Regions from separate parts of the Homo sapiens genome. Here region 1 is linked to region 2. The links are chromatin loops, found by intact Hi-C in ENCODE. Cell type or tissue: mammary epithelial cell. All regions are shown on one strand. Links, peaks and the distances in the headings refer to the core of each region. The heading gives the core; the rest is flanking DNA.

Region 1 (2,801 bases), core at 294-2,793, 350 kb after region 2:
TTTAGAGACAGAGTCTCTCCCTGTCGCCCAGGCTAGAGTACAATGGCGCGATCTTGGCTCACTGCAAATTCCACCTCCTGGGTTCAAGGGATTCTTCTGCCTCAGCCTCCCGAGTAGCTGGGATTACAGGCGTGCACCACCATGCCAGGGTAATTTTTGTATTTTTAGTAGAGATGGTGTTTCGCCATATTGGCCAGGCTGGTATCGAACTCTTGACCTCAGGTGATCCACCCGCCTCAGCCTCCCAAAGTTCCAGGATTACAGGCGTGAGACATTGCGCCCAGTTGGGAGGTAATTTTAGAAATTCTGTTAAATATTGGCTTGAGGAAATATGCACATGGTGATCCCTTATTGTCATTTCCAGTGTCTCAGAGAAGTCAGCTATAGTCAAGGGCTTTTGATTTATTCTCCTATAAATAATATAAGAAACAACAGTTGATAGTGGTTTGTTGGTTCAGTGGGTTTGATTTTTAGTCTTGAGAAAGAATATGGAAGAGAGAAATGAGAAAAGAAAAGTAAGTTCAATATTCCAATAGGTATTTTGCTACAGCTACAATTATAATTCTAAAATTTAGTTACTGTTTTTTATTGATAATTCTTTTTTTGTTGAAAGCAATATTATTTCTTCTGAGTAGCATATCACGGTGAATCAGACTTAAAACCGTTATTAGCATAAATGTTTTCTTTTCTCCATTAACTCTTACCACACTAAATAGAATTATTTTAACTGTTCCTTACTTAGTAATTACCGTGTGGCTTTTTAGTGCTAACTTCTGTAATAAAAAGGAAATGTATGAACATATTTAATTGAAAATTATAGTAATAAAAAAGATGCATTTCACTTATCTTAGCTAGAATAATTATTTTCTTGTTTTCTATGTTAAAGTATGCTACTTTAAAGATGTCATTATTTTTTATTTTTTTATAAAATATGTATCTTATGGAGAAAACTAAATATACATGCTGCCTGCTTTATTTTATTTTTAAAAAATTATTGAGATTTTTTTAAACATTGATAAACTTTATTATTTATAGCAGTATTAGTTTTACAGGATAATGAATGGTAGTACAGATAATTCCTATTTACCCTGTTATATCCCTCCAGTTTTCCCCATTATTAGGGTTCAATATTGAATTGCACATTCTATAGGTTCTGACAAATGTATACAATATCATTTATCCACCACTATTGTATTATACAGAATAGTTACACTACACTAATATTCTTTCGTATTTCACCAATTTACCTCTTGCTCCCTCTTACTGAATCTCTGTCAACCACTGGACATTTTACTGTCCCTATAGTTTTATCTTTTCTGTAAAGTCATTTGGTCGGAATCATATAGTATGTAGTATTAAATATTCCCAGATTGGCTTCTTTCACTTTGCAGTACCCATTTATGGTGCTCCTTGTCTTTTCATGGCTAGTATCTTATTTCTTTTTATTAGTGCGTAATAACCCACAGTAGAGATGTACCACAGTTTAGGTATTCATTCATCTATTGAAGGACACTGTATTACTCAGTGTTCTCCAGAGAAACAATCAATAGAATGTATGTGTTTATCGGCCTGTCTGCCTGTCTGTTGGTTTCTTTATTTACTAGAAAGAATGGGATCAGCCTACCATTTAAATGTAAATCTCATCCAAAAACACCCTCACAGACACACCCAAATAATGTTTGACTAAATATCTGTGGAATCCATGACTCCATGATCCAGTCAATTTGACACAGAAAAAGTGACTCATCACAAATATCTTGGCTGCCTCCCAGTATGGAAATCAGAAATAAATTTTATGTAAACATTACATAACATTTTTTTGTGTGTGGATGTAAGTTTCTAAATCATTTGAAACAATACCAAGGAGTGTAATTGCTGGAACATATAGTGAGAGTATGTTTAGATTTGTAAGAAAATATTAAACCATCTTCCAAAGTGAATGTACCATTTTGCATTCCCAACATCAGTGAATGAGGATTCCTGTACCAGCATGTGCTGCCGTCAATGTTTTGAATTGTAGCCATTCTAATAAATGTGTAGTGATATTGCATTATTATATTTAATTTTTAATTCTCTAGTGACATATCATGTGGACCATAATTTGAATGCTTGATTGCCATCTGTATATCTTTTCTGGTGAGGTGTCTATTCAGATTTATTGCCCCCTTTTAAATTGGGCTGTTCATTTTCTTATTGTTGATTTTTAAATGTTCTTTCTATATTTTGGACACAGATCCTTCATATGACTTTCTCCCTGTCTGTTATTTGTAATTTCATTTTTTAAAAAGAATAATGGTTTTTAATATTAATGAATTTATTTATCCAGTTTTTCTTTCATAGATCCTGTTTTTGTTGTACCTAAAAAGTCATTATTAAGCCCAAAGTCACCTAGATTTTCTCATACACTATCTTCTAGGAGTTTTATATTTCCATTTTACATTTACATATGAGCTCTATGTCTAGGTTATTAATTTTTGCAGGTTCATTAGTTGAAAATATTATCCTTTCTTAATTAAATTGCCTTCAATTATTCATCAAAGATCAGCAGACTGTATTTGTTTTGGTCTATTGCTGGGTTCTCTATTTTATTCCATTGTTCTATTTATCTATTACTTTGTCAGTATCAACTGCACTGATTATTATAGGTGTATAGTAAGCCTTGAACTATAGTAGTGTCAGCCCTGGACAGCCTTTGTTCTGCTCCTTTAATATCCTTGGTTATTCTGTGTCTTTTGCCTTTCCACACAGACTTAGAATCAGGTTGTTCATATCCACAAAAAGCATGCCAGGATTTTCACTGG
Region 2 (2,801 bases), core at 139-2,638:
TGATGCCATGCAAATTTATGAAATATTCCATATTTTTTTGAAGAACAAAACCTGCTTTCTGGCTGATTGCCTTGAAGGAAAAAAAAAGAACCTATTTTTTTGGATTATTTACCAATCACACCACACAAGCATTTATTTTAGTACCTTTTATTTTTTAAATAAAATTGCTAATTGCAAAGCTTTGTATTAAAATAAATAAATAATAAAATAAAAATAAATACTAAAAAGAGATTTATGAAGCGAAACTAAACTTCTCAAAACCATCTAATATGCTCTTGTTAGGCTTAGGCATATTATTACTCAGGCTAATTATATTAGCAAAAAAAGTTACAGGAATAAATATCCATTTATATTTTCACACAGGAACACATTACAATGAGTTGTTCTGGTTGAAAAGTAAGCATTTTTTACCATGAAAAAATATTACATTTATTTTTAGTGTATCAGAGGTTCAGCTGAACTTTCTCATGTAATTTGTTAATTAGTAATCAAAGCTATTTCAAATTATGTTTTTTCCCAAAACAATTAAACCATAATTTCTTTTTAATTATACATTTTTATATATATCCATAAATGGGTAGCTCATATATTTTTATTTAGGGAAATATTTTTATATAGGAAAAATTTCTTAAAAATTGAAATTTTGAAGTGCCAAGTTCTATTCTACTTATGTCTTATTTCTAAAGGGAAAGTAATCCAAAAATTGAATGCAATAAAGGTGTTTTCAGTTGTTCGGTATCCAACAGTCACCTCTCTGCCTGTACATAGACCATTTTCCCATAGCTCCTTTAATATGACAGGGAAGGTGGTGCATAATATTTCCATTTCCTGTAAGATCTTACAATAAAGAAAAAAGCATCATTTGCTGTGCAAATAATAATAAAGACTTAGGTTATGAGCCTTGAGTTCCATGATATGAATCCGACTTCCTGCTCCAGTCATTGAATTTCAATTGACATAAAATACATTGATCTATAAATATTTGCTGTGGTATTAAATTAAACAACATAAATTACAATGCCAGCAGGTGAGGTGGCTCACACCTGTAATTTCAGCACTTTGGGAGGCCAAAGCAGGAGGATCACTTGAAGCCAAGAGTTCAAGATCAGCCTTGGAAACATAGCAAGATCCCTGTCTCTACAAAGTATTAAGAAAACAAAAAAATTAGCTGGGTGTGGTGGCGTGTGCCTGTAGCCTTAGCTACTCAGGAGGCTGAAACAGGAGGTTCTCTTGAGCCCAGGAGGTCGAGGCTGCAGTGAGCTATGATCATGCCACTGCACTCCTGCCTGGACAACAGGATGAGACACTGTCTTAAAAAAAAAAAATTACAATGCCAACAATTAATGTTAGGGTAAATGTTATACGAGAAAGAAAAGTTCATCAAGTATCCCTTCAATTTTTATTCCTTTTTTTTCCAAAAACACAATGGAATTAATAAATGAACAAACAATCCAAACCTTTGCAGTCGCAATGATAGCTTTCCAATTTTCAAAACTCTTTAAACTCATTTTGGATCTGCATAGTTTTAGAACCTACCCTGAGGGAAGCTTTTCTTCAATTGTTTTCTTAGTTAATGTACAGGCTTCTGCTAGTTTTGGCTTGTGGTTGATCAAGGTGCTCCCTCTCTTGCCCATTCTTGTTTTGGTGTCTCATTTTATATTTGAGATTTTGACTCACAGAGCTTCCTGTTTTATAATCTTCTGACTCACCAGGAGAGGGAAAATGAGTATCAAATCTCACGTCTTGAAATTTTACCATATAAATTAGTTTACCTTTACCCATACTGAAGGGACTATCATATGAATGAGCAATATCACTGCTGGGTACATATCCAAAGGAAAGAAAATCAGTATATCAAAGAGATACTGGCACTCTTATGTTTATTGCACCACTTTTCACAGTAACCAAAATACGGATTCAACCTAAGTGCCCATCAATTAATAAATGGATAAAGAAAATGTGTTATATGTACACAATGTCATATTATTCATCCATAAAAAATTCTGTCATTTGCAACCCAATGAATGGAACTGGAGGATATTACATTAAGTAAAATAAGGTAAGTACAGAAAGATGAATATTACATGTTCTCCCTCATATAAAGGAACTAAAAAGAATGAATTCATGGAAATAGAGAATAGAAAGATGGTTACCAGAGGCTAGACAGGGTGATGGGATGGGAGGATAAAAAGGAGATGGTTAATTAGTACAAAAACAGTTAGACAAAAGGAATAAAATCTAGTGTTCAGTAGAACAATAGGGTAACTATGGTTAACAATAATTTACTGTATATCTCAAAATAACTAAAAGAGCAGAATTGGACTGTTCCTAACACAAATAAATGATAAATTCTTGAGGTGATGGATATTACAATTATCCTGATTTGATTATTACACAATTTATGCTTCATCAAAATATCACATGTATCTCATAAATATGTACGACTCATATGTATCCAGAATTAAAAATAACTTTAAAAATACAATTAGATAAGAAGGAATGTATTCTAGTGCTCAATAGCACAGTAGTGTGACTGTAGTGAACCATAATTTATTGTATATTTCAAAATCGCTAGAAGAGAAGACTGGGCATGTTCCCAACACAAGGAAATAACAAGTGTTTGAGGTGGTGGATATCCCAATTACCTTGATTTGATCATTACATACATTTTATGCATGTATCATAATATCACATGTAACCCATAGATATGTACAATTATTATGTATCAATTTAAAAAGTATAATAATACCTAACGTATTTTTATAATACCTTTATAATACCTAACGTAACCCTGAAAATAA

What was found. A loop is a pair of places that touch in the nucleus more often than their neighbours do. Peaks named below come from ENCODE experiments on the same cell type or tissue, not always from the same donor. Only the 100,000 strongest peaks of a DNase experiment are listed, where the experiment ranks them.
Region 1: a loop joins it to region 2, with 4 times the contacts of the local background. A loop is called at or near these places in 2 of 110 quality-filtered maps.

Annotation. Positions count from the first base shown.
Region 1 is chr13:85,235,501-85,238,301 of GRCh38, reverse strand. No RefSeq gene overlaps it. Among named protein-coding and RNA genes, the nearest start is that of LINC00375, 89 kb to the right of the region's middle. In mammary epithelial cell, for the core only: no CTCF peak of the experiment used is centred there; a DNase peak (open chromatin) is centred at 1,741; H3K27ac peaks cover 683 bases.
Region 2 is chr13:85,581,984-85,584,784 of GRCh38, reverse strand. It overlaps the pseudogene RNU6-72P. Among named protein-coding and RNA genes, the nearest start is that of SLITRK6, 220 kb to the left of the region's middle. In mammary epithelial cell, for the core only: a CTCF peak has its summit at 1,660; a DNase peak (open chromatin) is centred at 1,644; H3K27ac peaks cover 1,715 bases.